Regions from separate parts of the Homo sapiens genome. Here region 1 is linked to region 2. The links are chromatin contacts, found by Hi-C in ENCODE. All regions are on one chromosome and are shown on one strand. Each heading gives the region's core, a stretch centred on a gene start or an enhancer-like site at or near the end of the contact. The rest is flanking DNA. Distances are from core to core; before and after follow the strand shown.

Evidence for each region. Hi-C counts contacts between places; a loop is a spot of excess contacts on that map. Pooled maps may share reads with other maps.
Region 1: a loop to region 2 is called in a map of MCF 10A, with 8 times the contacts of the local background. The contact joins two enhancer-like sites. A Hi-C loop is called at or near these places in 2 of 168 maps with a recorded cell type or tissue (HCT116 and MCF 10A) and 2 of 50 pooled maps.

What each region holds. Positions count from the first base shown.
Region 1 is chr20:7,923,032-7,927,496 of GRCh38, reverse strand. The region is part of intron 2 of HAO1 (hydroxyacid oxidase 1); the gene reads left to right. Among named protein-coding and RNA genes, the nearest start is that of HAO1, 15 kb to the left of the region's middle. Within about 2 kb of position 2,581, at least 2 of the 41 ENCODE cell types and tissues checked have a DNase peak (open chromatin) inside an H3K27ac peak, as active enhancers do.
Region 2 is chr20:6,263,372-6,267,486 of GRCh38, reverse strand. No RefSeq gene overlaps it. Among named protein-coding and RNA genes, the nearest start is that of FERMT1, 140 kb to the right of the region's middle. Within about 2 kb of position 1,791, at least 2 of the 41 ENCODE cell types and tissues checked have a DNase peak (open chromatin) inside an H3K27ac peak, as active enhancers do.

The sequences.
Region 1 (4,465 bases), core at 1,332-3,831, 1.7 Mb before region 2:
TTAATCAACATTTTAATAGTTGTAAATCTTATAATATTTAAGCTGTTTTATAAGTGCCTCTACTTATAATGGCACATCCGTTTGAAACTCTAGCAGATCATTTTTATTTATTTTTTTGAATTTTTTTCTTTATATTCTTTAAAGAAGGATACAAAATTATTTCTATGAATATTTAACATATGGAAGGAAATAGCAATAATAAACATAAATGCTAACACATATAAAATAGGTGGTATCATTAGGCTAAATTTTAGTCTTCCAGGATAAGTAGAACATCTCTGACTTCTCAAATATCCAATTAATAAAATGCTTACTATACCATTTGGTGCTTTAAGAACATTGCCATGGAAACCTCTCAGGTTTTATGCACAGTAGCTATAATAAAATTTTCCTTCATCTTTCATGGAGCTACTTGAGATTTTTTTTCTCCCTTTAAACATGAGAAATCAAAAAGAAAGAGAAAAGAAGGATTAAATATTCATTTATCCTTTTGCTTCTGACTTGTTATGTGGGCAAGTGCCACATGAGGGAGTGCTGGGACCTCATATCAAGAAAAATTAAAACCTACCTAATGCGTTCCAGGAATGTTCAGCATATTAGCAAATTCTTATTAAACTGTCAAAAAAAAAAAAAGTTTTAAAAGAAATTCCAGCCCCTGGATGCAATTAGAGGCTACCACACTGGATTTGATGGGCCATAAAACCATTAAATCTAAACACTTTCTTTTTGAGCCTAAAAGGCCAGAACATTCCAAAGTGAAGTTTTGGGACTCAGCTATGACTTGACCACCTATTAAGATGCAGGTGGAACAGATTGCAGAGTAACACAAAGAGCCACACAGACCCCAGATGACTGCATTAGGGTGTAGGTGAGAGTTTTAGCTGTTGAATTTTCTGGATTTTCCAAGATTAAGTGATCAACCTTAACAATGAGTGAAAGACCATTCAACAGGAAGAATTGTCATTTCCTTTGCTCTAAACCCAAACGATGTATTTTTTGAAAGCTTTATTGATTTATATATTTATGTGTTGTGCTAGGCGACCGACTAGATATATGTTTCAGCATACCTACTAGGAAAATATCCCCATTATTCTCAATTTTACCTAATCCAGGCAAAGCACTGGACTTGCTTTAAGGAACATTTTTACTCTTTCTGAAGTGGAGTGCCTGTCATGTATCAGGTGCAATGCTTGGACTTTACGTTCTTGTGATTAATCCTTACAATAGGCCTGTGAAGTAATTCTCATTCTGTTTGACAGTAGAGAAGAAGGAAGCCCTTGACCAAGGTCTAGTGCCAGTAATGGTGGTGATGGGGTTTGAACCTAAGTCTGTTTCACTCTAAAGTGTAACCAAATTTTATGTTTTAGACTTGCTTTTCTAACAATAAAAAGTCAGTGACATGCTCTTTCTGTGTGTAAGCACTCACACACACACACACAAACACACATCCGTATTACATATGCTTATATATGTATTAAAAGATTATGGACATTTGATATATATACATATACTAAAATGTATAATTCATTGCTAAAGTATTTTCATATAAATAGTGGCTTCAGTGTTAAAATCACTTTGCAATGAAACAAGATTGTTGATTAAAACACCTATTAAAAAATTAGAATCTAGCCATATTAAAGACAGTCATCGAATGGAGTGATTTCTACGATTTTGCACCAAAATTTAAGCTATTGGGTGGCTTTCTTGAGAGCATGAGATTGCTTCTTCTCAGAATTATTAATGTGCCTGATGACATTAAAATGTGACAGTGAAAAAAGTCAGAGGCTCACATGTGTATCCCAACACTGAAGTTGTTAAACACTGGGAGGTTGGTTGAAGTTGTTGTGTGCAAACTCAATACTCCTTAAAACCATTATTTAAAGGCCTATCACTGTGTTATGGTCTCCATATGATCTGCCATTTATGCCAGGACTTGACAATTCAGTAAAATGACAGAATAATAACACAGGAATCACTGCAGTAGAGCTAATGTTTTAGTCTGTTGCAGAGTTCTGCCCTAGAAATACAGTGAAAACAAGGAAGGGAGAGCTAAGATGTCCCTGAGACTAATTGTTCCTTGAAAATATTTTCATAAGTAAAAAAGAGGTCTAGAGGTGTAGTGGCAGTGTGATCACTCAAGATTATATAGCTCCGGATTCGTTCAATGGGCCATGATGAAAGCACGGCAACGATTAAATCTGGTTTCTTGGTCTTTCTTGGCAGTGTTTAAATTGGTTCAGTTCCATAAATTGTAAATTAAGATCTGTTTGACAACTTTTAAGTATTTCAAGCATAATTGTAGTTGAAGGTTTGTTCTTTTAGATCACTGACTTCAGAACTTTATTTTTCTGGTTAATCTCAATTGTAATTTTAGACATTCATAAAACAATGTTGACTGCGTCTATGTGATGGTAGATCCTCTGTGAAGACCTTTATGATGGTAGTTCCCCTGTGAAGATAGGATGACACACTCAATGGACATTATGGTGCACAGTTATACAAACACTTCACTATGACAGGCCCTGAGTTTAGAACCACACAACTGCTTGGTACTTGGTCATCGCATATTTTCCCCATTACGTAATGACTTCCTGTGCAGATGACAAAATGCGTTTTCTCAACAAAATTATTTTCAGTGCAGCTGTTTTGATGACTAAGTTTTGTAGGAGCTTTTTAATCAAATGCACCTAAGAAAACCCCAACACTTTAGGCCCTTTGAACATATTACACTTTTTTGCTTCCTCTTTCCTCTTTTTCCTTAAAACCATAATTTGGAAATTTGATTCTGCCTTCCCATAAAAGAGAATTATTTTCAAAGAAATTATTTGGGTCTAAATTAACATGTTACTTAATTGTTCTGCTTGAATCTAGGTATATGATTAGTCCCATATGAATTGATGTTCCAAATAATTTACTCTCATTGATAACTAATATTTTCTATTTCCCTCTATTGTTTTGTGGTGGTGGTGGTGGCTGTGGATGAACATCATTCTCAAATATATTATAATTCCCTTCCTCATCAAGCCCAGCATGATAAACTTCAGTTTTGCCTGATGGTTCATCATCTTATTTCTGTGTGTAAGATTGTTGGATTTGACATTAAACATTTGGAAACTATTTTATAATTGATAACTTGTGCTTTCTCAGCTTTGAGTAAGCGCTCTCTTCTTCATCTTATACCATTTTATTTTTATTTATTATTCACTTCTGCTTCTGATCTGAGATCTAGGAAGCTGGACAAATCCCAGATAAGCAAGCTAAACAAACAAACAACAACAACAACAACAACAACAACAACAACACAACCCAAACTAAACCAAACCAAAATCATGGGATAATGGTTAAGTGTACTGAGGGGCCATTATGCGAACACAGTTTAATTCCTTGGCTTTAAAACTAATAAGAGAAGAATACATAAACAAATGTGGCAAATGTACCTGTGACCCTCTCCAGAGGGTGCCAGGCTAGAAGAAAGGCAGATTTATCAGCAAGGCATGGCGGGCCATTGGCAAACCATGGGACAACCACTACCAACTTCACTGCCATTGCTCCATATTTCCCTCCCGTTTTCAATGAGCCCCAACTTTGCTCAGGACATCACACATATTCTACTAATTTGGATGAGTCCTTTTGAAAGAAAATATCTACCTCATGGTTCTCAAAGTATGGTCCTTGGAACATCAGCGTCAGCAGGACTCTGGAGCTTGTTAGAAATGCAGATCTTAGGTCGCACTACAGACCTACTGAGTCAGAATCTGAATTTTGTTAACATACCCATGTGATTCCTCAAAGATTGAGAAGCCCTGATCAGAGCCTGGGATGAAAGTTCCTGTTGGTTCCAAGCCAAAGGCATAGTTCAGGTCTTCACACATGACACTATTAGATGTAGATGGATATTGTTCCCTTCTGAAGACCCTCAAGGTCTTCTGAGAGCCTATTAAGTTCAGAATGACTGCCTGAAATGAGTGAGAAGTCACAAGGAGACTCTAGATAATTAAGAGATGTGTTCACAGTAGTCTTTGATAAAAACCTGGGACAGGCAGGCTTAGTATGCAGGCCCCTAAAATTTATGTACACAATGGATTTCCTATTTTTGCTTCTTCACATCCAGATTACCTGGATCAGAAATAAATGTTTTCATTAAGACTTGATGTGACAAACAAACAAAACAAAACTCTGCCAAGCTCTAGAAGAACAATTGCATTTCCCAGCCAGAGGGAGAACACTGCCAGTTTTTGCTGTTTTCCAAAGCTGTTTACCTGTCCTAGCTCATTTAAATCACTGTACTTTGGAGTTCCGGATTAGCGTCCCCAGAGGTAGCTGCATTCATACTTGATGAGTTCTTTTAAATCTCAGCCATTGATTGTAGGTTCCATAGTATAGGAAATTTAGCCAACCCTCTATTGAATGGCAGTTTAGAAAGGTCGAGCTACACTTACCTTATGTCAGGTTATTGCAGACCCTT
Region 2 (4,115 bases), core at 542-3,041:
GGCTACAGAGAAGGAAGAACTGAGTAACAGGAGTGGTTGAAAGACTCTAGCTGGGGTTGCTTAAGATTGTCTAGCATTTCCTTTCTTGAGATTCAGGCACATTTGTTCATTCACAAAGTACCTACCAGCCTTTGCTTAGGCATTCACAATTCCCTCTTAGATTTGAAATGGAATACCAGATCTTTTTATCTCATACTACTTCTAAGCTAGTAGACAGTTGTGATGGATAAAGATTATAGATGAGTTAAAACAACAGCAAAATGTCCTCCCAGCTCCAATTCTTACTTATGAGTGGAAGGTTTAGCCAAGTCTATTAAGTCCATTTACATCTCAAATTAGATGTTACCACCCCACAGCAGCCTTCCTTGTGGCACACCAAAAGTGGGTTTCCCACCACACCCCAAGTAAACTCTATCTCAGCCCACTTACTGATTTCCTTCCTATCACTTGCCAGAATTTGCACTTTTTCACTTGTTTATTTACTTATTTTGTTTGCTGTTGTCTGAATTAGAATGTTAGAACCGTAAGAGAAAGAAATATGTGTGTTCTTATCATACTTGTGTGTATTCCCAGCACCCAGAGTCGTGTCCAGGGTATGGCAGCTGCTCAGCAGTTGAAGAATCCATGAACCTTTCTCAGCCTTTTTTTTTGCCTGTAAATCAGAGGTTTGCTGTGAGGACTGAATGAAAAAGGAAGGGCTTCTATAGCAGCCAGATCTATTCCAGCCAGCTCTGCAGTCAGGAGGCATCTTGGCTGCTGTTCTTCTAACTGGAAGTCATCATCAACAGGAGTGTCTAGAAGAGCCAAAGGCAGAGAAATCGATGTCTGCAGCCTTCATCCATCAAGTCCTAGCAATGGCTCCCTTTTTGTCTTTTTTCTAGCTTTATGTCATAATTTGCTGTCCCCAGGAGAGGATGGGACAAACAAGTAGGAGGGAGAGGCTTAGTAACAGGGTCAGGGGTGGTAAACCTCTTCTACTGCAGCCACGTGTGGCCCTCCCTTAACACTTAACATCCAGGGCAATGGTGTGCCTTAAGATATTCTTCAGCATTTCTCTGAGGGGCTTCTCTGAGATCAGATCATAACAATGAGACCTGTGGTAGTTAATTTTAGATGTCAACTTGACTAGGCTATGGTACCCAGTTGTTTGGTCAAACACAAGTCTAGATATCACTGTGAAGGTATCTCTCTTTCCCTCTCTCTCCATATATATGGGCTAGTATGTATATATATATATATATATATATATACATATATATATATATATATATATATACACACACACATATATTATTTCTTTGTGGGGCTTGAGACCAGATTATAGCAACGAGATCCATGATAGTTAATTTTAGATGTCAGCTTGGCTTGGCTATGGTACCCCATTGTTTAGTCAAAAAATAGTCTAGATGTTCTATTTTTTAAATGGTTCTGCTTTTCTGGAGAACCCTGAAACAAGATCATTGAAGCATTTCTCAAAATTTGTGATTTTTACATGGAGAGAATCTACATTTTTCACAGAGATTAAAAGCCATTTCATAATTCTTTCTTAGGAAAATGGTCAAAAACACCAGGCTATATGAGAGGAACGGTCCTCAGGAGCGATCTGTTGTAAGCGCCTTCTGGCCTCCTCAGAATCACTTAACCTAGGCTACCCCTCTGTGATTCAGAGAAAATTGAAACCACAGTTTAGAGCCTCAAAAAAGTTCATCGAGTGGGGAAATGAAGAGCTCCTCAGAGTTCTGACGCAAATGGAAAAGATTTTTTTCCACCCCCGGCTACCCCTCTGGGCCCTTTCACCACCTGGGAAAAAAAGTGGCACATGATTGAACAGCGTAAGTGTCTCTCCCTCCCTCTTGAATTCCATTTTTTAAAAATCTCTTTTCTAAAAATACAGGGAATTCTATGAATCTTTTTTCTGCTTCTGAAATATTTTCTACAGAATCTAGTACTTGCAAAGCGGTGATTATGAATGACTAAACAGTCTTGCATATATTTCTGGAATACTTGGAAATGCCTCTGTTATTTTTGGAAATGTGTGCTTGTTCAGGTTATTCCGGCAATGGGCAGCTACTGCAAACATTCTTTCGTGATAAAAAGCCTGTAGCTCCACCTACTGCTTCCTCAAAGATGACAACAGGGATTTCAGTGCTAAAAAATGAAAACTAAGATCCTCTTAAACAGTTTCATTTTCAAATTAAAGCTTATATATTTAGTTGCTTTCAGTAAAAATAATATGTCTCTACCACTGGCAAAAGATATATAGCCCATACATTAGGCATCACTAGCAAAAAGGGGGAAATAAAAGCAGTCAAGGAATGAATTGAGTATTTTGAAACATCTATCAATGTCTTTGCCAATATCTGCTGAAAAGCAAGCGAGATCAGAGAAATCTTTGGAGAATACACAACTTTGTGGAAAGAATTGACTTTAAAACATAAGCAAAATAATCACAAACATGAGGCCTGATGGTATCAGTGAATCTTATTTTGCCTGGATTTGAAGAAAATGGTGAAATGGGAGCTGTAGGCAAGAAAGAAGCAAACGAATCCAAGTCTTTAAATGTTCTTTTTAAAATGGTCCAATTCTCAACTTCCTTGTCTTTTCTCATGGCTCACTCACAGAGGATCTGGTCCAACAAACAATTTTTACTGAAATTAATTCTTTTGTTTTGACTATTTCCATTGCTACCAAACCTCCAAATCAACGCCCCTCCATTACAGCAAACTTTCCTTTCTAATTTCTAGAACCTCAATCACAATAGATTATGCTATTCTGTAAGATCAAGAAGTGCCAACAAAGAAACTTTTTTCTATTCTTTTATTCTTCCTATGAGTCTAAAATGCTTTTCAGATAAAATCTAGTTTCTTTCTACCACAGCTAATAAAATAAAACAATACCTTTCTCCTATTCGCAATTTTAAACTGTGAGGCATAGCTGACCTACAACAGAAAACTGGGAAGAACACTGAGAGCTACAACATCAGTGTTGTCCAGGGGTACAGTCTGTTTGTTGCTAAGTCTAAGGGGATTTTTTTTTTCTGCTTTCATTAATCAGACTTAACTGTTTAAAAGTATAAAGCTTTGGTTTCACAGTACTGCAACAACATATTGTAATTATATCACATCGAAATATTTTGCACCTTTAAATATTGAGAAAGGTTTTTTTCTTTTGTACAACTTTTTAATTTGATTTATTTTTAACCCTCCAGAGAAGTTGCCAGAATCAGACCAACACCTCCAAGGTACTTTTTATCCACGTCCAAATTGGGGCTAACTGAAATTGTTTCCCATTTGTTTTCTCCTTTCTCTCTAAAAGGAATTTTTTGCAACCCATTTGAGAATAAGTGGTAGACATCATGCTCCTTTACTCCTAAATATGTCAGCGTATATTTCTTAAGAGGAAGATGTTTTCTTACGTAACCATAGCACAATTATTAAAATATAGATTTAACATTGGTATAATTCTACTCTTTAACCCACAGTCCACATTCAAAGTTTACCTATTATCCCAACAATGTCCTTCAGAGCTATATTTTTTTATCCTACTCCAGGATCCAATCCAGACTCACACTTTCCATTTCATTATCATACATTTTCGGTCTCCTTTATTTTGGAGTAGTTCTTCAGCCTTCCTTTGTTTTCCATGACCTTGACATTTTTTTAGAGATTCTTTCATAGAATCTCCCCTATTTGGGGTTATGCATCCTTTGGTACAATTATCACAGAAATGATGTGTTCTTCTCAGCATATCACATCAAGAGAGATAAGAGATGCTGGCAACGATAACTTGGATCACTTGGTATGAGATGGTGCCTGTCAACTTTTTCTATTATAAAACTATTATTTTTTCCTCCACAATTAGTAAGTAGTTTGTAAGAAGATACCTTAAGGCTATGAATATATCCTGTTCCTCATTCAACTTCATCTACTAGTTTTAGCATGCATTCACAATTTTTTTCTGAATTACTAATGATGGTTTCAAAATAGTAATATTCTAACTCTATCATCCCTTCTACATCTACTAGTTAGCGAACTATCTTTAGCCTTCTTTATTTTAATATCATCCTCCAGCTAGTAATTGCAAATCAGGAACATATTCACAAAGACCTAAGGTGC